3 separate regions of the Homo sapiens genome follow, and all the other regions are linked to region 1. Evidence: chromatin loops called from intact Hi-C (ENCODE). Cell type or tissue: heart left ventricle. All regions are shown on one strand. Each heading gives the region's core, and the rest is flanking DNA. Links, peaks and the distances in the headings are about the cores only.

Region 1 (7,924 bases), core at 1,264-6,263:
AATATGGGAGCAATCCCAGCTCAGTGTTCTTTTCAACATTATTGTCAATGTCTAATAACATTTTTTTTGAGCCTATACATATGTAACGTGGTGCTAGGGTAAGATGGTGAAACCCTGTCTCTACTAAAAATACAAAAAAATTAGCCAGGCATGGTGATGCGCGCCTGTAGTCCCAGCTACTCTGGAGGCTGAGGCAGGAGAATCACTTGAAGCCGGGAGGTGGAGGTTGCAGGGAGCCAAGATCGCGCCACTGCACTCCAGCCTGGGTGATAGAGTGAGACTCTATCTCAAAAAAAAAAAAAAAAACAGTGAGTGTCTGGTGGCTATATTATGCAGCATCTTGTATATTGATTGACACTTTCTTTGAATGATTTACTATAAACTATATACTTAGCTCTCTGGGGTGTATAATGGTGTCAATTGCAAACAACAGGTTACTAAAAAGAGGAAAATCTATTTTCTGCAGCCCTCTCCCCACTCCATATGCCTCTAGTCCCTTCCTGAACCTTAAGTTAGACAGTGCTATGTATGAAATGCCAGTGACTGGGGAGAACAGTTCTAGGTGCTGTGGGGGAAATACACAGGACTTAACAGGCACAGTATCCACTTTAGAGGCAAAACCAAGAAAGTCTACATTTATTTTCCTCTGTAGCTAGAATTCTTTCTCTCCAATGATCTGTTTTAGGCATTTGGCAGCTGCAGAGTTGACCTGCAAATAAATTCAACTACATTCACAGTTCCTAAAAATGACTGTGACCAGTTTACTCACATAGGTGAGAAGAAAATATTTTCAGAGAGAGCAAAGGTACATAGCAAAAAGCTGCATAAAATAAGGAGAAAAGGCTTGAGATTGTATAAATCCAACCCCAATTCTTGGCTATTACAAAGCTACAGTCACTGGGTTAGGAAGGAAAATCTCAACACGCAGCCTCCATGGGACACTGCCAGCAGCCTGTGGGGCACAGCCCTGCCCTTCTCTAGTGATTGCCCATTGCCATTGCTTGACAAGTAATATTTAAAAACTCTAATGCTACTCTCAATCAACTGGGACTTTCGGTGCTGGAGGTCCCAGCTGGAAAATAGGGTGACCATATTTCAACCAGAAAAAAACATGTTTTAAATAAAATTTCCTCTTCCTTTGTTTGTTAACAGCAACAGGACCCCTAAAAGGGCTTTTCTCAGGTCACTTAGTTTAGCGTACTTGGAGAAAGCCTCGGGAAAGGGAGTGGTATCAGTAATTGGGCTGCTTGTGAGGGTGAATGTCTTGCTTACCTGGCTATGGGCTGCAATAATTCGTCTTTCTGAAAGGGCATTCAGCCTTATCTCCCTCTGCTCTGTGCCAGAAGCTGTACTGGTCATTTTACCTGTGACAATCCATTTATTCTACCCAGCCATCCAGTGAGAGACTTACCATTCTTTTCGTCTTGCAGATTTAAGAATAAACAGTTTCAAAAATGCTAAAGTTCCTCACCCAAGGTCACACAGCTAGTACAGAGTGGAGGCAAGACTTGAAGCCATAATCTTATCCAGTATTACAAAGCTAAGGTCTACTCACAGGCAAGAATTGTGTGTACATCTAGAGAGAAGCCCTCCTATCCACCATGACAAGGTAGCACTGTAACAGATGTTGGGGGGCACATGAGCTTCTCACTGAGGAGCCCAGGGGGTGCTCTTCCAGGCAGAGCCCTGCCTTGGTTCTTCTGCAGGAGAAAGCAGATCCGTGACAGACACACAAGGTCCACTCTTCAGACCTTTCTGTGGAGCTGCAATATGTTCTGTTGCATGTTTCCCGAATTATTTGTAACAGGCAGCTGCAGTAGGTCAGAATCTCAGAGGTGTTTCTGAGATTCCAGACAGGGTGGGGGCTGCCACCCTGCTCTCTGGATGGGAATAATACAATTTACAAATGTGGAGCATCTGGGGAATTTAGGAGCTAAAAAGAGGAGCTTCTGGAGGGAAGTGGCTAAGATTCTTGGGCCTTCATGGTGTCAGGGAACAGTTTCAAGGATGTTTTACTTTTGCCATTGAGCTAATCATAAAGCAGCCATCTATTGACAGTTATTGTAGGCTCCAGGTACTGTGCGAAGGACCCTTGACGGGTATTAAACTCATACATTCCATCAGTTCCAGTGGCATTCAATCATGAGCCATTTAATCATGGCTCAACCATGCTGAGAGCTAGGGATCAGCAGCCACATTTTACAGATGAGGAAATGGAGGCTCCAGGATAATAACTTGCCCAAGTTTTCATAGCTTTAAGACCAAGTGAGGATTCAGACCCAGGCTATTTGAAGCAAACTTCATGTTTTTAACAACAACAATATGCTGCCTCTAATGAATTTATTCAGACGCTAATAAATATAGTAGACAGGCTTTTCTCCACCCTATACCCTACCCACCAAATGTTTGGCCAATTAAAATAGTTGAGTTCACTTATAAGGGGAACGGGAAAACAGCATTTGGGCTTGTCCCAGTTACATGAATTAATTCTGTCTTGGGGTTCTGATGGCAGCATAAACCAAAGAGCCCAGAATCCCATGATGAAATTATATCGTTAAAGCCCTTGGCGGCTTAGCTATTATTTTATGTAAAATATATGCATAGCTTCTGAGAATCCCTTTCCACCAGCAAACAGAATGAAAAATATATATATATATATATATACATTACTAATGACAGGATTCTCGGCTATCATGCCGTTATTTACGTGACATTATTGATAGGAATGTTGCTTGTTTGGAATCTGGAAGGTAAACAGAGTTTCAAATTTCAATCCTCTGTTGTGGAAAATAATAACCTTGGTGCATGGCCATGCAAATTAAGGAACTCTGAAACCTCAAGCCTCCAATCACAGCACTCCAGACACCAACATTCCAAACACGTCTGTCTCTCCAAAGAGAGCCAGGTTCATGCCACAGAATCTTTCCAGAGCCAGCATCAAAGGCTGTGTCAGGCTCAGTATTTGGGACCTCTCCTTGCAGCCGCAGTCCCAACGTGGGGTGGGGTCAGCGAGGGCAAATAACTAAATAGTTTTCTCCAAAACGCCATAGTTGGAATTCCCTCTCCTGGCCCGGGCTCCTTGCGTCCCCTCCCCGGCTGCCACACATTTCCTAGCGTCGCGGAGTCCTCTGGGCCCAGCGCCTGGCGGGCCTCACCCGACCCACCTGCTGCGCACGGCGTTGCCCAGCCCAGGCATTAAAGAACTTTCCTGCCGCAGAGAACCGAGCCCGAGACACGCCCTGGCTATCTATAGAAAATCCCTTTGGGGGTTCTGCTGACAAGTCACTCGAGATCCCTCCTTGGGCCTCATTATGTCACAGGAACCCTGGCTGGAATGCGGAGGATTAAATTCCTAACCCCTCCCTGTCGGCTGGGCCCGGAGGGAGGGAAGCCAGGAGCTCAGCGCCCACCTGGGCTCTCAGGCGCCCCCTATTGAACGTTCCTGTCCCTCTGGCCCCGACGGCTGCAGCGGCTCCGCGCGGGAGTCCAAGCCTGCTAAAGCCCTGGGGCTGCAGGCAGCAGGGAGGACCGAGGTCCCAAGGCCCTGTGCATTCTTACAGCATCCCGGGGACACGGAAGGGAGAGTGAGAACACAGACTTGATCCTCAGGCCGGCTCTAAATCCAGCTCCCCACGTGGATTTGGGCAAGTCGCTAATCCCTCTGGGCCGTGGTTTCCTCTCCCTAAGAGCACCTGATACATAAAATCATGAACTTTACTGCTAGAGGGGGAAGCCAGGGAGCGGAAGCTACGGAGGTTGTTGAGTTCTCAGCAGGTGCTGATGCATGGGGGGGTCACGGTCCCATGCTCCCTGAATGAGGACAGTAAAGAGCAGAGAAACACTTCAGATGCGGGCTAATTCTTTGTAAAAGGCCAGGTTACTTAAACCTAACTACCCTCTGTGTCCTTCATCCCTAATATAGGAGTACTAATGCTACCTACCACATAGGTTTGTTGTGACAAAAATGCATAAAGGACTTAATGACACATGAAAGGGTTAATGCACATAGGGGAATTCAAATGGTGCCTGTAAGCCACCTATTATTTTATTATTATCATTATTATTATTATATTACAAAAGAGTCACCTACTACCGTTCTTATTATAAGCCCTAAAGCTTTTGTAAACACAATGCTTTGAAAAGACCATTAATGTTGGTAGCATTTATTGCACGTTTATTACATGCTAGTCATTTTGCTGAGCACTTTTAGAAATCTATTTTATTTCTAAAACAGCCCTGTGCAGTAAGCACTATCACTGCCATCTTTTAGCAGGTGAAGAACCTGAGCTTTTCGTGAGCTGCCCCTGGTCAAAGAGCTGTAAGTGACTGGGCCAGCCACGGTCATTCCCCTTCCATCATGGGGTGCTGGTTCGGGCTGGATTCCACTCTTGCTCTTTGAACTTGCACACGTCCTTGACCTGTCTGTGTCTCATGTGGAGATAAAGGGCAGGTATTATTTTCTTCATGCTATTGTCGTGAAGAAAGTGCTGTGTAAACTGTGACGTTCCCCCCAGAAATGGGAGGACTTTGATCACTACACAGGAAGACAAGTCAAAGGAGAGAATAGAAAGTCACAGTCCCGGGGAGCCTGTGTCTTCCTGGAATTGTCTTGGTCCTCAGAGAAGTAGAAGGAACTAACTACAGGGACATAGGACACATTTGATCTGAGCCAAGAGCCCAGGGAGGCTCTTGTAGACCTGGGGGGGCCACTTGTGCTCTGAAAACTTGCAGGTTCAGAACCCGTCAGATCTCCTTGAGTCTTTCAATGACACACAAATAGACACACACAGACACACACACACACACACTGATGCTGTCAGTAATAATGCATCACCGGACTTCCACCTTAGCAGAGTAAGTGAAACATGTAAACAAATAATAAATTATGTCTGAGCCAATGGGGCGTAGAAGCAGTAACTATAAAATACTGCCCAGGGGGGAGAAAGTGTACTGAGACTGTGACAGAACACCCCAAAGTCATTGCCAACAGCATTATTTCATGACCTGAGTAAGCTGGCAGAGTTGTTACTTCTTGAAAGGAGACTTTGTCTTTTTCCTTTTTCTTAGACATCTGATTTTTATTCTCCTTTAAACAATGCAAATCTTTCCTTCTGAAGGGATCTTGGAAAGCAGATTCCTTCCATTGCTTTAAAGGGAATTCAAGTTGGACAGAGTGAAGGCATTCTGGTGGCAGGGCTGTAAGCAGTGCTGATTTGTCAAGGCGGGCTGTCACACATCATTTCTCTGCAGGCTTGGAGATGCAGTGCAGACCTTGGTTCCTGGATGGAAGAGACACTTCTCATGGTCAAGCCTCCCCGGGCCCCAGGTTGAGAGGTGATGCTGCATAGGGGACGAGAGCAAAGGTCCCCAAAGTGGGGCATCCTCAAGGGCACCACCTCCGAACAACCCACGGGAAGAAAGAAGAGGAAAGAAGGAATTGGAAGGGGAGGGGAGGGGAAGGAAAGGGTGAGGAAGAAAGGAAAGGAAGAAGGAGGAAGGGAAGGAGGAAGAAACGAAAGATTAAAACTCTTTATATTTACTGTAATATCATCATTACAAAACCATTTTTTTGTTAAAAGTTTAAATGTATATAAAAGTAGAACCATATAATGAACCTCCCATATACCCATGTTCCCACCATTCAACTTCAAAAATTACCAACTCCAAGGCCAGTCTTATTTCCCCTATTTACCCACCTACTTGTCCCCCCTGCTCCTTTATTTTGTTATCTAAGACAGCAAACACTAACTCATTACATCTGTAAATATTTCAATATATGGGCCTAAAAAACATGCCCTCTCTTTCTAAAACTTGAACCACAACATCATTATAGTCCAAAAACATCAATAATTAGCCCACAATATAACTGAATATCCAATCAGTGCTCATATTTCCTTGATTTTCCTAAAAATTTTTTTTACAGTTTGAGTTGGGATCCAAACAAAGTCCACACATTGTGATACATAAATATGTCCCTCAGGTCTCTTTTAATCTATTGCTCCCTCTCTCAATCTCTCATTCTCTATTTTTGCAAATTTTTTTTTTTTGGTTGAAAAACTTGGGTTGCTTTTCTTGGTTAATCTACAGGCTAGATTCTGCTGATTATGTTCCCATGGTATCATTTATCATGTGCCTCCATCCCCTGTACTTTCTGTAAATGGGAAATCAAGAGGCTCCATCAGGTTCATATTAAATCTTTCTGACAAGAACATTTTGCAATTGGTGTTATGGACATCTGTTGGGGGAACGTAATGTCTGCTTGTCTCTTTTTTTGTGATAGCAATCATTATCAAATACCTTGTTCACTACCACTTACAAAGTGTGGTGTCCTATGGTATCCTCATTCTATCTATGTGTCTTCACTTATTAGTTGGAATACTTCTTTAAGAGAATCTTCTCATCGTCTATTTGCTAATCCAGGGACACAATTCTTACAGGAAGGGCAGAACAAATGCTTCTTTTTCTTTACCAGTTTTCAAAGTAATTAGTTGGTCATCTAGTATTCTCTAAAAGTGATCACCAAGGTATCTTTTTAGTATCATAATAAGCATATAAATTTGAAAAAAATACACACACACACACACACACACCCCTAAAATGTGGTTTAATCAATCGCAGTTTGCTCAAAATGTCCCATGTTTAGCCAATGGAAACCTCTTCAGGTTGGTTCCCACATCCTTTTGACAGGACCCAATAATAATTGATAGATTCCTGGCTTTCTGTATGACAAAATGTTCCAGGTGCACTTCCCAGACTAAAAATTAGACACTTCTCCCAAGACCTAGTTTCTTTTAGTGAGAGACCACAATCTATATTTAGGGTATTATCCTTTAATTTCTATTTTTTGTAGTTTATGTTTTATAATGCACTTAATATATTAATAATATGGTAAATACATATAAGTTAGAAATGGCAAACAAAGACATATATTTTCTGAAAGGGATGCCCGATACAGAAAGTTTAGAGGCTACTTATTTAGTGCATAGGGCTTGGAAGCATGCTAAAATTATGATCCTGGGCCCTCTTTCTTTCTAGCTGTTTGGTCTTGCTCAGGTTCTTTTTTTTCTCTCTGACCTTCAGTTTCTTCAAGTATACAATTAACGTAGTAATAGCTACTTCATGGAATGTTGTGATGACCAGATAAGATAGATGGATGATTGATAGATAATTGTAACTAGATAAATAGATGACAGATAGATATATACATAGATACATAGATATATACACAGACAGATAGACATATAGATACATACACATCCCAGCCTCACTCAGTAAATGGGAGCGACTCGTAATATATCAACAATGTTGACAGAGCCCTTCTCATACAGAAAGTTCTGTGCCTGCCCTCGAGGAGCTTGCAAACCTCGAGGAATAGAGAAGCATCATGCACAGAAAACACAGGTAGCCTCTGTCTTTCCAAGGTCGTAATGAGCAATATGCCAGGCCAGTCTTTTGAAATTCAGAGGAGAGTGCTCTCTGGAACCTCGAGAGTTCTGGAAGTCTTTGTGAGGATGATGGGACTTTAGCTTGCCCTGAAGTCTGGCCTGGGGAGGTAGGAGTGGGATAGGGCATGCAGGGAGGGGATTTTAGGGTGGGGGAGACGGCCAGATCCTGGAAAAAGAGGAGGCAACAAAGTAGCAGTAAAAAGAGAAGCTACTGCCGAAAACAGTTCCAGGAAAGGAAAGAAGGATTGCTCCGCAGTGTCCAGCCCTCCACAGAGGCAAACAGAGGAAGACAGAGAACAGGCCCCTGATGATTTTAAGAGGACCAATTTTGTCTCAGTAGTAAAGGTAAGATGGACTGTAGCTGGTGGGTGGGGGCGGTGGGGAAGTGAAAGGGCTCTTGGTGGTTGGTTTGTAAAAGAGCAAAGCAACCAAGGCACTGGAAACCTGCAGTGTGACCCAAAAACACACAGGCTACCCGA
Region 2 (7,924 bases), core at 1,795-6,794, 300 kb before region 1:
TACAAAGATATTCTTATGATTAGTAAGAATTGATGAAGTGTATGGCAATTTCCCTGAAAATTACTATGTTTTAAAGGATTGAAATGGAAAAGCATAGGCAATGTTTTTATTAAATCAATACCAAAATACGCAGTTTGAAATATAACTTAGATTACATAATTTCTGCAAATGCTGTCGGCTCCAAACCAGTTTACTTTATTGTCAGTCAACCCCAGAGTATATTAATTTCTCTTTTCGGGATTGCCTGTTTTGTACCATCCAAGCTACTTGAAAAATCTGATTAGTCTGTGCCAGGACTACGGTAGGATGACAGTGAAAATAGCATGCTTTGCCTCAGTTCAGGGGGACCGTATGAAAATATATCCTATTTTCAAAATGTTTCTGAAAAGACTTATTTGTGGAAATGTTCCTTGCTATTTAAAACTCTTCAAAAATGCAGGTTTTACAAAATACAAAAATAACCTCTTGAAAGTTTGAAAGGGGAGAGGGGGCTGTCGTGTGGGGGCGGTCTCTGCTGCCCACATCCTCCCTCTGTTCAGTGCGTTGTGTTCTTACGGGTTCCCTGGAGCGGATCACCATATAATTGATGTGCAGTCTGCATTGCTGAATCCTGGACTGCACCATTCTGTGTTCAAGGGAAGATGTAATCTGATCCCTCTGCTGCTGAGGGAGGAATCTGTTCAGTCAAGGCTTTGACAGGGCATAGTCTCCTCCAATAATCTTCTCCGTTCTCTCTCATTATTCCCTCGAGTTCTTCTCAGTCAAGCTGCATGTATGTATGTGTGTCCCGAGAAGCGGTTTGATACTGAGCTGCATTTGCCTTTACTGTGGAGTTTTGTTGCCGGTTCTGCTCCCTAATCTTCCTTTTCTGACGTGCCTGAGCATGTCCACATTAGAATCTGTGACATACCTACCTGAAAAAGGTTTATATTGTCAGAGACTGCCAAGCAGCCGGACACACGGGGGCACAGAATCACTGAAGGGGAAAAATACAGAAAATATGGGTTTCTACGGCACATTAAAAATGATTTTTTACAAAGTAAGTAAGCTGTTTTCTTCCTATGCTATGTGATTGTGTGTGTATGCCTGCCTGAGAAGGAAAATCTGTATCATCAGAGATGGCTGCAGTATCCTCTAATTTTGGTGGGTGGCTGGATGTCTGGTATTCTGTTTTATATCATGAATGTAAGCAAATAACGGAAAGACTGTGAGCTGGAAAAAGCTTTAAATTTAAGATAAAATGTATATTTTAATCTGAGAATTTTTCACTAAAAATACATTGAGACTTTAGAAATGTGGCTCTGTTAAATGCTGACCTGGAAATACTCTATCCTTAGTTGGCTTTTAGTGAACCTTTTGCCTTCAATTTTTCTATACCTTGTATACAGTTTTTCTTTTTTCATTAGTTGACTCTTTAAAAGTATAGAATCATGAGACTATTTGGGATTTATATTTAAAGAGATCATGTTTACTTTCTGTACCCCTCAAAAATTGCAGAATTAATTTTTGGTTCTGAAGTCAGTATTTTCAGTAAACAGTACAGTATTTAAAAGACTTCTATAGTCATACAGAAGGTGCTTTCCTTTATAAAATATTTTTAAAATAAAATCCTTTCTCAGTGGTTTCCTTGATACACATTTTGGGGCATGTTTATTCATTGAAGGATTTCTAAGATGGAAATAAAGTTTGCTTTTAGTGGCAAATGGTATTTGCACCAATGTTTTTTACAAGGTATCCTGGGAAGTTCTGAAAGCCAGTATTACAAACTTAATTAGAATAAATATCAAAGTTTCTCCTAATTATGAAGATAAGAATTTGTGGAAGTTATCAAAAAACTAGATTTTAACATAGTCTGTACTGACTGACCTTCCTGATGGATTCATTTGCATGTATGTTTATATATATATGTGTGTATCTATAAATTATATACACGGAAACACGTGGCTACCTATATACTTCAGCTTTTATATTTATATTTGCTTTTTAATAAAATTATTTGGAGAAAGAAAATAATGGTTTCTGAGAGGAATCACTTTAAAACAATGTAATGAGTATATAAACTTCTAAAGGGAAGAAACCAGCCAGATCAATTCCATTTCTTTCCAGTAGGTATGGCATGAACTAAGGTATAAATTGTAGGTGAGCTTGTTGTACCCTCACCTCTAGCCCCTAATGTCGTAAGATCATCCTAGTATTTTAGAAAACTCTTCGTGATGACAAAAACATGGTCTTTATTATTCAGTGTGGCTCTAAAACATTTTAAGTCTCTTTAGTATTTATATTGTATCATGCTATGTTATGATGTTCCCATGTAAGGCAAGAGGTAGGAAAATAAGGCTGCTGCAAAGCAAGGATTTTTACCTACTTATAAACATGAGGATAGCTCTCTATCACTTTGGAGTGTTTTTCCTCCTATAACTTGCAGTAATACAGTGATTAATTAGTGGACACAAATCTTAAAAAGGGGTTGTTGAAATGGAAAAAGTCAAATCTTACCAGATTTTATTTTCTAGTTTTAAAATATACATATAGTCAAATGAGAATATTTCAATATTGATGTTGACAAGAAACAATTCTGAATATATTTATAGTATAACATGGCATAATGAAACACCTTAAAATGTAGATTTTGGATACACCTTATAGAAGAGGCATAACTGATTCTTTTAAAACCTTTCTGTTGTTGCTTTTCAAATTAGAATATTTTGTCCTGAGTATCTGTCAATAGAGCTATATTCTGTATATATATCAATTGACAACTTTCCCCTCAGCGTTATTATACTATCTCCAGATTTCTCTTATTATTGATTTACTTTTTAAAACTGTCCTTATTGCCCATATTAATTGCTTTATGCCTTATCACTATTCAAGATTATTTATACTGCTCTTTACCCTCTTATAATGGTATGAGTGTTTAAAATTGAGTTTGTTACTTTCATAATTATTTCTGATTTTACAATTTTGAATTTTATCTTTATTAAAAACATGTTTTTAAAGAAAAATGATTCACGAGGAAGGCACGTTAAATATGATTATTTTCTGTGTGGATTAACTTGAGATTTTTCCCTATGTTGGTTATTAAATTGGAAAACATGAAAGATATATTATCTCAAGGAATATATATATATAATGAATATCAGTTTTCAAATCATCACACACTGTTCTTCTGGATAAAATATTAGGGGGGAAAATTCACCTTTCCATTCCATTCAGAGTAAAACAAAGTAGAACAAATAGAAGAAACTATGAAACATTTATTTTATATATTTAATTAACATTGTAGGCATATGAAAATTTAAGAATTTAAAATATTAACCATGCTGACTCAAGATTTGATAGTTAGACGATTTTTAAAAAACATATCTTGTTTGTTTTACCTTATAGATGAAAAGAAAGTTGGACCATGGTTCTGAGGTCCGCTCTTTTTCTTTGGGAAAGAAACCATGCAAAGTCTCAGAATATACAAGGTAATATTAAATATAATGATTATCTCATGATTCTCAGTTTTTTAGAGTTGATTCTGAAAGTGTTTTAGTTTATTCTTGTAGAATAATAATGTTACTAGTACGGTTGACTGTTTAACACATTTTGAGATTACCGGAAATTGAGAACTATATCATTTTAAATAAGAGGAATGCCACCTTAGTTTATGTTTTGTTACTAATACATTTTGAAGTAGGACACAAGCAGAAATTATCTTGTGAACAAAAATTTAAAATTACAATTTTTAAGGAATTCTAAAAAGTAAACCATAAAATATGAATATGAGCCCCTGTGTCTTGTTACTATAGGAACAGCTGTTCTAGGGTAGACATTTATGTATGGAAATTTGAAGATACATTTATTAGCAGTGAAGTAAAACAATTACTAACTCAATCTTATTTCATGAAATTAATGTGTTAGAAATTTTCTTTTATGGGCTTGGTAGGTCTTAAGTTTTTAACACATACATTTCTTTTCTATACCAGTAGAATAGTTTCCATAACAATGAAACATAATTGTAATCTTTTTCTACTTCAGTCCCCATTATTTTTGGATTTTACATCAGTATAAAACTTTTCCCACTCTCACAGTTATTAGGCTAACTTAAGCACAATGTCTATTGCCCAGCCAATTAAAAGTGGCTTTGAATGTCACTTGGAATGTCGTATTTTAAAATTTAAATGACAGAAGTATCTTAGAGCTTTTTTTTTTGGTCTTTAAAACAGAATTTTTTGTATAATTGCCAGTTTTTAAAATAAGTGATTGAAAGTTAACAGTAGAAACCATAAGAACTTCATGGTTATGACATTTCTTCCTTTCTCTCAAAATATTTCAATTTAGTTATTTTTATTCTATAAGATGCACTAAAATTAACATTGCTCAGATATAATTTTTTTATTGAACATTGTTGCAGATTGTGCCTCTTACAGAGAAATAGCTTGTTTTTATTTCAGTTGTAAAAAATATTTCTTTCAAATGCTGCTTTATGAAATTTGAAAATCATCATAATTGGAATAGTCTTACATTCAAAAAGTGAAGAGATAACACAGAAAAGAAAAATAAAGCTATCTCTTATTCAGGAGCTGCTTTTCGGTGTGATTTTTCTTATGTTAACTGTCCCCCTTCCTGTTACTCTTTGCCTTTTGACAGTTTTACTGTGTTTTGGCACTTCCACCAGAGGGTGTGGAGGGATAGAGAGACAAGTGAAACTATTCACTTCATTTTGCTTTTCCCTTCTAGTCATGATAAAGTATTTCTTGGATGAGAAATTTGCATTTAATGTTAAACTAACTGTTAATGCTATTTTTTAAATGTATCAGTCTTCTATTAATATGGCTGATACCAGGACAAAGGTATTACATTGTTCACTTGTTTTTAAGGCAGCTTAGAATAAATGAGTGCTGAATTTTTATTACAGAACACATTTTAGTAAAATTTGTCTTTAGTTGCTCACTTTTTATATTGACAAAGCAACTGAAAAGGCAGAAGTTTTATTTTTAGCCTGTTAATATATAATTTTATTAAAGCAAAATTAGACCAAACAGCATATTTATTTCCATGTTTTTCTGGAGACTCTCGGTTAGGAAGGTATATATTTGGTATTTTGTGATATTTTTGACAGATTTGCTAATAAGATAAAACTATGATTTTTCCATCAAAAATTTGTTATAAACATATCCTATTTTATTTTGGAGGAAAAGAAAATAGAACTTACCTTTGAATTTGAAAGAAGAAAAGATAGATTTAATTGCTGAATGTTAAAGATTGTCTTCGATTTATACTATTAGAGGATTTAAAGGGAGTAGATAAGAAGACTTTTCTGTAAAATCTGGTGACTGAGATACATTTTTTAACAAAATAATGCTGGATAGAAAAAAACAGCTGGAGGAGTTGTTTCATTAGTAATTTATCAGAGTTTGATTGTTAACTATTACGATGCAATTTGTAAGTGTTCTTTGAATTTAAAATAATTAATCAACATAGCTCAATGAATTGAGTGAGAATTTCTTTTCAAATATAATTTTGTTAAACCAGACCTTCCTGCTGCTTTTTTTCCAAGGTCTTTAAAATGGATACCCAATATTTACCTTGAGTTTAGTTTAATTACATGCAGAAATTAGAAAGGAAAGTTTAATACGTTAGTAATATAGTTATATATTCTTTCTGCTATTAATTGGTCATTTTTAGGGTAGTTAGTTTTAGAGAGATCATCTAGTCGTCCTCATTTTACTAGTGGCAGAATTGAATTTCAAGTTTGTTTGAGACAGTTAAATCTCAAAATTTAAATTATTGTATAAAAATGTTTAGATGATCTTATTTAGTTTTGCATATAAGTTCTTAATACTTACCTGTTTTGAATAAATGTATTTCTAATCAAGACTGAGTCCTGTCAACTATTCAGACCAAACTTTATAAATAGCAGTAAAAAATTAGAAATATTATAGACAATTTTGAAGGCATCTGAGGCAAACTTAAGGAATAATGTGATTCTTGAAATTCAAAACATTTGAACATAGTATTTCTATGTCTGAGTTTTTTAAAGCTTTAATAAAGTATCACAACCCTTTTTATAAAGAAAATTTAAACTTTACTTATGTCACCAAAGACCAGTCATAGGAGAAGTGGGACTTGTATGTTCTAAGGAAATATTTTAACTTTATTTGTATATATTAACAACTTGCAGTTTTGTCATGGAGATTCTGTTATTTGGTTGCAATTAGCATTTCTGGGATAATAACAGGCGTTATATAGGAGGGAGGAAACTTACTGTAAGAATAGCAAATAGGTTTTGTGTACCTGTGATCTCTGGGAAGAAAGGTAATTAATTGATGTTTGAAATATGCCAGATCATCATTCTTTGTACTAGAATCTATTATTAATAAGTATCTATCTTTGCTTTCACTTTTGTTTTTTTCCTTTTATCCTTTCTCTCTCTCTTTTTTTTTTTTTTGTAGTACCACTGGGCTTGTACCATGTTCAGCAACACCAACAACTTTTGGGGACCTCAGAGCAGCCAATGGCCAAGGGCAACAACGACGCCGAATTACATCTGTCCAGCCACCTACAGGCCTCCAGGAATGGCTAAAAATGTTTCAGGTGACATATCTAAACATAGTACTTGAAATGCCTCACTTAATTGCTGCAAAATAAGGGATTATTCATCCGTAAAAAAAGAAGGAAACACTGTTACATAGTATACTGTGGATGAATTTTGAAATCATTCTGCCAAGTGAAAGAAGCCAGACACAAAAGGCCACATGTTGATTCTCTTTATATGAAATGTCCAGAATAGGCAAATCCATAGAGACAGAAAGTAGATTAATGGTTGCCTGACAATGAGGGGAGGAGAAGGACTAACTGCCAGTAGGTACAGATTGTCCTTTTGGGGTGATGGAAGTGTTCTGGAATTGGATAGTAGCGATGGTTGCACAGCAAGGTGAATATACTGGGAAGCACTGAAGTATATACTTGAAAATGGTGAATGTTATGTGCTGTTTATTTCAATTTAAAAATGCTATTAAAAACAAGGGAACTCAATTTTTGAATGTCATAATTGAGAAAGTCCAATACTTATTTGTGTAACTGTGCACTGACATTTTTTTTATTGCTTTTTAAATAATAAGACCTTCCTTCATCTTCTCCTTTGTTTGAATTTCTGGGTTGTCTAGTTTTCTAAACTGCATTGCTTGTAAGTTAGGCATTTAAGAGTAATTTAAGAACCATTCTAGCTAGAGTTAATACAGCTTCTTTTCTTCAGTGCCATGCTTGTATATGGCTTACCATGCTTGAATCCTGATTACTATATTTTAATAGTATTTATATTCTTTGGATGTGTACAGGGAAGATTGGTTACAACCAAACCCTGAATATTATGAACTTTATAACCTAAGATAGTGATATTACATTGATTTATCTCTTCTTCCAGTAAGATAATGCATATACATCAAGTGTTTAGCAAAATACATGGCAAGGATTAAGTACTTACTCAATTATTTGTTGCAAATAATAAATAATATAAATTATGTAAAGTAAAAAATATCTGATATTAGCCTCCATAGTAATGTAAAAAGAATATACTACCCTACCTCTGGCTGCTTGAATGGTTAGGTATTTAATCAATGCATAAGGCAATAATCGTTGGTAAAGATGATACTTTACTTGACTTTTAGTGTTTCAGATTTTTAAGGTGTTCACTTTGTAAACCCTAATATTTTAAATACCTAGATGAATATGAGATAAATGTGTCTATTTTTTTCTTCTGTAGGTAGAAAACTAACTTGGAGCAGTATTGCTTTTAAATGGTTTTTTAAAATTGTTTTCTACCCTTCAGGTGATTTCTGCAAAACTAGGATAACCTTTTTTTGGTTGGTAACTGAAAGATTTAAGCCTTGCTCTCAACAGGGATTAGTTTTTCCCCGCGTTGAGACAAAAGTGTCTCAAG
Region 3 (7,924 bases), core at 1,795-6,794, 330 kb before region 1:
TGATACCTCCTTAACATACGGAAATATAAAACGTTTTAAAAGCCAGCATCATCCCCCCCCCTCCTGTAACTAGTCTATTTGGTATCCACTGGTTACATTTGTGCCTGTTTTTCTACATCCTTTCCATGACCTCATGGTCCAGCTTACCTCTCTCTTGAAACCTCCCTTCTGGCACTGGTTTCATCCACTGTTGTCCTCAATTATTGCTGTTATCTTTGGTCCTTAGGCATACTATATGGGCTGCTCAATGATGTTATATGACAACTTTGTATAGATATCTCCTTGGTTAGGTTATAAACTCTTACAATTCAGAGGTTATTTTTAATACCTTTTTATGCTTCCAGAGATATGCAGGAGAAAGTTAGTATAAATATTTCTATGGCTGATTCATTGAAGTGTCTGTTAAACTTGGAAAAATCCTTAAGGAATTTTTGTGCTGTAAGAATGTGGCTTGTTTTTGTTTACTAAATGTTTTTAAGTGACTGTGCAGCTGTGATTTTGAATATTTCATTTTCTAAATTTAACGAAACTCAGATACAGTTTGACACTTAATTTTAAAAGTAATTACTATGTACTAATTTTGAAAATGAAAAAGAAACACACATGGTATAGTCATTTAGGTGGTACTTTTGGGAGTCTAGAGTAGCTCCTAAATATCAGAAAATGCTGAAATAGAGAAAAAAAATACAGTACTTTGAAGAGAAGAAAGAATAGGGTGGTGGTATGAGCAAATTTAGAGAGGGAATTTAATAGGGTACCTGTTTTGTGGTGGGGTTTTTTTGGTTTGTTTTGTTTTTGTTTGTTTGTTTTTGAGTGAGGAAACTAAAATGTGGCTTTCTAAGCTTCTCTTACTTGCATATATCTTCCATTGGTACTTGGAAAATATAAACATTTCCAGATCCTTTGGTGTTTTTTATGGTCACTACTTACTTTATCAATAAAGGCATTAATTACTGTCAGTTATCACATATCAGACCATTCTATTTTAGATCCTTTGGTCTTTTTCTCTTTAAGAATGTTTCACACATCATGCATCAACATGAGTAAGCAATGTAATTGTCGGTTTTCTTTGCATTCTCTGTGCTGTGCAAGCCACCGGCTATAAATAAGATGATGATCCCCCATGCCCATGCACAAATGAAAAGTCACAGTGATAAAACTACAAACAAACCATTATAGTACAAAATAATAACTGCTTAAATGGACCTACGTACAAAGTACTGTCAGAGTATGAGGAGGCACTCAGAGCTCAATATGAGTGGTTCAGGAAGGGCTTCACAGTAACCCTGAATTAAAACATGAAGATGTTTGCTAAGTAGGTGATCAGAGGAGTGATAGAGGGAACTTGTATCATTGCTTGGGATCGTGTCTTGTCTTATGTTTTTTCATATTAAGTATACTGCTGCAAATTACATCTTGCCGTCAATTTATTAATGTTGAAAAAATACGTATTGAGCACCTAGAGTAGAGAACTTTCCTAGAAACTGTAGATATAACAGTGAACTTGATAGACAAAGGCCATGCCCTCATGGAGCTTAGATTGTAGTTTGGGGAGACAGAAAATAAATACTACTGTTAATATTTTGATGACAGTAAAATAGGGTAATAGAATAAGGTATGATTTGGGATGTAGAAGAGGCACTACTCTAGTTACTTTCTATACATAAACTCATTTAATCCTTAAAATCACCTTGTGAAGTACGTTGTATTGTATTTTACCTGTTTTACACGTGAGGAATCTCAGGCATAGGAAGGTTCTTGCCCCTTAGCTAGTAAGTAATGTAGCTAGGACACTAACTCAAGCAGTCTTATTCCAGCATCACAGCCACTGCAGGAAACGGATCTGGAGTAGGCATTTGTTGAACAGACCCTTAGTGTCCAAATGTTTTAAGGGTTAACTTTTGCCATATAATCTTGGAATTTTAAATGTGTAATTCTCACCTTTCCCAACAATTTATGATGGTCTCAATATCTAATTACTGATAATACTGCCTTCTGTATGTTTTTGTCATCAGATGATGTTTTAGTATTGGGTTGTGCCCTAGTTGTCAGATAGGAGTACAAAGCGACTTAGCACATGATTTATAAATCTGTAACTACACTATGGAAACAACTTGTATGATTTTGTCTTTTATGTAACAAATTTTTAATTAGGTAACAATTTGTATAATTTTGACATCAAAGGGCAAGGCTATTTAAATTTGTAAATATAAACTAAGTTAGGTTTTACAGAAACTAACTTAATGTTGAGGCTTGTAATATAGAAGACAGATGAAAAATATGCTAAAAATAAACTTGGAACTAAGCTCCTGGCAAGGTAAACAAGTGTGAAATAAGTCCACAGTCCCTTGTCTGCAAAGCAGAAATCCATCATGCTCTGAAAACTGAAAATTTAAAAATAAAGGTAGCAAAACCTAACCCAAACTAACATAAAACAGTCATCTTTATTATTTATCTGAATATTCATATATTTTGCTGGAGAAACACTAATGTGTGATATACTGGAAGTGCTCTGTAATAAATAGTATATGCACTCTGTTACCTTTCTACAATTCAAAATATTCTGAATTTAGGAACACAGCTGTCTCCAAGAGCATGGAACTAAATCCAGAGACCTTAGAGTTTTACAACTGTCACCCACTCATAAAAAACTGAACACACTTTGAAATGTCAGAGTAGTCTAAGCTTTATCTTAAGTCTCTGAGTACATGCATATTAAATACTTTAAAACATACATATATAGATGAGTACCTAAAGTTTATTAACCTAATTATAGGCTATTATAACCATATAATACAATGATAGTTTGGAGCTTTTATATTACTTTTCTTCAGTGATTAAAATACAGCTCATGCTAATAGACTTATTCTTTAAATGAGTGTAGAGAACCTCAACCACATTTTTTTTAATTGTCCCAGTATTTCCATGGGAAATTAACACCACAAAATTAATTTTAATCTGCTGATATATAGTATGCATACTCTCTGTGTGTGTTGCTACTGTTACAAAGATGAATAAGACAGCACACCTTTCCCTTAAGGAATCCACAAATGCCTTCATGTCTCTGAGAGACTTGTCTCATCATCCACATTTCATGGTCACATATCAAAATTAGATGAACATGGCTTAATTAATTTATTCAACAAATAAGCATCTGCTAATAGCCAGGCCCAGTTCTAGGCACTTGGGATACATTAGTGAACAAAACAGGAAAAAAAGTCCTTTCAACATTTTAGCGGTCCTGAGAAGTCCTCCAAGGCAAGAGGCAGTTTGTGCCAACATACAGTGTGTCATCAGACTCCTTTATTAAATTATACACTTTTCATTTCTAAATCATTTGGTGATAATTTGTATTATAGTTTTTTCATATGTATACATAACTACATACATGTACATACAATTTACCTGATTTGATAGAATTAAGTTAGTGGCCTTATTGAAATGTATAATCTGCCGGTTTTCAAATACTGTTAGATAGTATCTATTACAAGCAAAATATTATTTTGATGCTCTGAAATGATAAATAGGATTCCATTTAACTCCCTTTTTAAATATTTTTGTGAAACAACTTTCTTTTGGTGTTTTTAATAATTCTATCAGGCACAGCTTAGTGATTTCTTTCTGAATTATTCCTGGATCAGAATTAGACTTCTTGTCTTTTTCCATGCCACTATGGAAGGTTGCAGAAACTAGCATGTATCTCACATATAAATTAGTTATATAATGGTAGATAAAATTTATGGTAGATATATTTGTGTTATATTTTGGTATAAATAACAGTAGATATAATTTAAGATTTTTAAAGATGATATTAATTTTACTATAGAAATAATAGTGGAAAGGCCCAGCATTTTTGGTAAAGTTGATGACATTCTAAATGTTAGCAGTTTCAATTCAGTTATTTCCTTTCACAAGTACCTGCTGATGCAGCACGTCTCTTTATTTGTATATATAGTGTTTTACTCCTAAAATATGAAGGGTAAAATTATTAAAGTAGGGTTTTTTTAAGTCAATATCTTAGATTAATAAAGTTTTCTTTTGTGACTTTGATAGTGTCTTGTGTTTATATATTTATAAACTTCATTGCAATTTAGGAATGGGGGAAGCAGTGAGTCTTTCTCAAATATTAATACTGTTTTTGTAATTCTGTTTTTCTATACTGAATATTTTTCAGAGCTATCGAACCATAAAATAGCAGGCTTTTCTTCTTAGGAGAGCCATCATTTCTCAAACGTACATCTTACTACATTGGCATTATTTGCATATTTGTTTTTCTTTGAGAGAGAGAATAGTTGAAAGTGGCCATTGAAAGTAGCACCTCCAAGTGTAGATAATGCTAAAAACATTGCAGTGATCCACTATACATGTAATATTTTGATATAATTAACTTGAAACATTAATTTTATAGTGGAATTCCATGTTTGCATTCATTAGGAATTTACTCACAACTAAATCAAGACTTTTAATTTGAACTTTCTTCCTCAAGTAAAGGTAGCACTCCCCACCCCATACATAAAAGAGACAGAAAAGGTTAAATATTTATCCCAAAAGCACATGGCTAATTAGCCATTTGTTTATGATTATTTTGTGGTATCCTCATATAATGATGGGAAAATCTGTTTTGAGGATTTGAGAAAATTTATGGTAATGTTGAATGGGATTTTCTTAAATTTCTTCTCCTTTGCTAGTCTTGAACATGAAAATTGAAACTTATGAGCTATTTAATTACATTTTTATGTGTGGGTGATTTCATATAGTTCACTTGGGAACAATTTCAGCTTAAACAGCTTTTCAATAATCCATAGAAATCTCTGCGTTATCACTTTAGATTTTAAAATGTCACTGTTGCTACTAATATGAACATGTAGGGGCAGTATAGTACTGTTTTTGTAAATCTTGTCTGAATTTGTGAGTTTTAAAAATCTGTGTTACTGTTAGAAGTTTGTTCTTCTCTAAGATAACATAACTATATCTTGCTTTTTTAAAGGATGGTTGGTACTGCTTCATTAAGTTGGAACTATTCTTTCAGTTCATGTTCTTACATGTGTTATACAAAATCTCTTATATTATGAAAGCTCTTGGCCCTGATTTATATTTGAAGTCAAGGAATATGTTTAGTTAAAAGGAAAAATGCATTTTTATTGTCTGACAATAAAAATGAGAATAAATGGATTCATAAAAACCGGAAAATACCAAGATCAGTGCAGTTTTGCCCTTACTCTGTGTCATCCTTTCAAAATGAATGTTTATGATAATTTTTACAGTCTTAATTTTTCAATATGACAAGTGAACAAAACTGAGATTACCGAACAGTCTTATTTTTAAGATTCTTTAATTGGTACATCTTTTTTTCGTGTCAAAATGGTTAAGGTTATTACAAACTTTATTACAAAATATAGTAACTTTTCCCCCGACTTAATATTTAAAAGAAGACAACTGAGCAGTTATCTCTTCCATCTATGTATTCACTTTATTCAACACCTCCTATGAGCCACGGACTGCTTTAGGCATTTAGAGTACAACAGTGAACAAAACATCCCAGCCATCACCCTCGTGGAGTTCATATCAGAAAAGCAGAGTGCCTAAGAGCGCGGATTATAGGGTCAGTTGGACCTGGGTTTAAGTTCTTTGCTGTACCACTTACTAAGCCTTATCTGTGAAGAGCTAATAGTAGTACCTTTTACAGAGGGTTGTTGTAAGGATAAAATGAAATAACCCATGGAAAGCATGGTTATGTACAAGAGTTCTGTAACTATTATGAAGCCCTCATAAGACATTTTTAGATGTGTTGGTAAAATTTATAATTAATTCTCCTGATGTAATAGTACTTATGATAGAGATTTTGAGTATTTTTTTCATTTTTAGTTTCTTCAAGTGGTAAAAGAAGATGCACAGCATAAATTTTGAATAATTTTTCTTAAACAGTTTCCTGAGTGACTTTTAATCTTCTCTGAGTGGAAAGATACCATGCATAAAAAGTTAATGTGATTTGGTTCTACTTACATTATGTAGATTCATTCAGTGCGACTATCATATATGTAAAAATTAACCCCATTATGTCTCCCTACATGAAGAAAAGCATATGTGACATCTTGGTAGTTTGTTTGGAGATTCTCAGATGTTCAGAATAAATGTGTTGGTTTCAAATGTCATTAAATTGGAATTTTTAAAATCGCTATATAAGAATTAAAAATACATGTTATTGATTTACATATTATGTTAGCTGCTAAAATGTCTAGTATATAGTTTCCATTATAATTTTAAGTTCTGACACCATTTTCCTACTGAAGCCCCCAAAATTTGGTAATTAAGAAATGTAACATACTTTTTAACAAATTTGAAAACTGTCTTGTCAAAATGGTACCTGATATATCATTACTACATAAGAATTGAGACTTAAAACATTTAAAGAACTGATTCACAAATTTTAACAAAAGTACTTAGAAAATTAGACCTTTCTTTAGTACCCTGTGCTTCTCTTGGTTCTTGTTATTTCTGTGTTATACAGAAATTCCATATTTAACACACACACATGCATGCATCCGCACACACGGGCATCCCACACACATAGAAGTAAAATTCTAACCACCCCCTACCTCTATTTAATAGCTTATCAGCTATGTTCATGCTACAACTGCTTCATTGAAGGGAAGTCCTATTCTGCTGTTTTCATATTAGCTTTGTTATAATGCAGTATTTTTCAGCTGCTCATGCTCATTACCATACAGCTGGTATGTAGAGAAGAGAAGGAAACAGGCAGAAGTTGTACTGTCTACAAGAATAAGAAGCTCTCTTGCAGATGGGGTGCTGGCAGATGGGGCATGTGTTTGAACAGGTTTTACTAATAACAGAGTGCGTTAAAAATCATTCTGAGAAAGTCCTAAGGTCAGTGCCATGGATTCAGAGCTTGAGAGGTTGTTCAGCTTTTTCGTAGACCTTTTTAGAATATTAATCGACTCTTACAAAAAAAAAGTAATAAATGGCAAACCATACCTCCTCCAAAAAAAACTTACCAGTTTTTTTCTTCTTTATATTAGTATGTTTTTTCTTTAGTATAATTTTAAAAGCATTAATACTGTCACCTAGTATCATCAACTTGTGTTGTCGTAGTCTTAAATATATTTACTTAAAATGTCTACATCTATATACAAAAATGTAGATGCTTTGTGAAAATGGTAATAACATTCTTCAGTTTCTGTATATTAGAATATTTATTAGAAAGTGAAAACTAAAGATTTAGATATCAGTGTGTATAGTGTTGACTACGTTGAAGATTAAGTCGAGGAATGTTTTATCTGCATACAAAGTTAGAAGTGAATGGTATGCCCAGAAATGTATCTATTGTTAAAAATATTTCTTGCATATTTTGCATATTCACAAAACCAAAGTGAATGAAGTATAATTAAAATAACCATCATTTTTATTAGAGTATTTTAGTGGGATCTTAGTCTTTTTGGCCCTTTTTTATTAACTAGTATTTCTTGATATATCCTCTCTCAATGGGAGATGCTGATGAAAAGCAACTGAAGCAAAATAAAGCTAGGCAATTTTGTGTAACATATGTAGTATTCAATTTAATTTTAAAGGAAATAGAACTTGTTCTTTTCATAGAGATTAAAATATGTGAATATATATAATATATATGAAATGTATACAAGTATAGCTAGTTTTTTTTTATACTTTAAGTTCTAGGGTACATGTGCACAACGTGCAGGTTTGTTACATATGTATACATGTGCCATGTTGGTTTGCTGTACCCATTAACTTGTCATTTACATTAGATATTTCTCCTAATGCTATCCTTGCCCCATCCCTCAACCCCACGACAGGCCCCAGTGTGTGATGTTCCCAGCCCTGTGTCCAAATGTTCTCATTGTTCAATTCCCACCTATGAGTGAGAACATGCGGTGTTTGGTTTTCTGTC

The links. A loop is a pair of places that touch in the nucleus more often than their neighbours do. Peaks named below come from ENCODE experiments on the same cell type or tissue, not always from the same donor. Only the 100,000 strongest peaks of a DNase experiment are listed, where the experiment ranks them.
Region 2: a loop joins it to region 1, with 1.9 times the contacts of the local background. A loop is called at or near these places in 6 of 110 quality-filtered maps.
Region 3: it touches region 1 in a loop (2.4-fold over the local background); 14 of 110 quality-filtered maps call a loop at or near these places.

Annotation. Positions count from the first base shown.
Region 1 is chr4:152,041,434-152,049,357 of GRCh38, reverse strand. No RefSeq gene overlaps it. Among named protein-coding and RNA genes, the nearest start is that of LINC02273, 55 kb to the left of the region's middle. RefSeq lists enhancers at 3,478-3,557, 3,678-3,727 and a silencer at 7,797-7,876. In heart left ventricle, for the core only: a CTCF peak has its summit at 3,436 (motif pointing left); a DNase peak (open chromatin) is centred at 3,417; H3K4me3 peaks cover 619 bases; H3K27ac peaks cover 1,373 bases; H3K27me3 peaks cover 407 bases.
Region 2 is chr4:152,345,585-152,353,508 of GRCh38, reverse strand. FBXW7 (F-box and WD repeat domain containing 7) reads left to right here. Exons shown (of 14, transcript NM_001349798.2): 5 at 3,385-3,467; 6 at 6,438-6,579. Among named protein-coding and RNA genes, the nearest start is that of FBXW7-AS1, 12 kb to the right of the region's middle. In heart left ventricle, for the core only: a CTCF peak has its summit at 4,636 (motif pointing right); no DNase peak of the experiment used is centred there; H3K4me3 peaks cover 2,287 bases.
Region 3 is chr4:152,367,025-152,374,948 of GRCh38, reverse strand. The region is part of intron 4 of FBXW7 (F-box and WD repeat domain containing 7); the gene reads left to right. Among named protein-coding and RNA genes, the nearest start is that of FBXW7-AS1, 33 kb to the right of the region's middle. RefSeq lists an enhancer at 5,584-7,924. In heart left ventricle, for the core only: a CTCF peak has its summit at 4,857; no DNase peak of the experiment used is centred there; H3K27ac peaks cover 785 bases.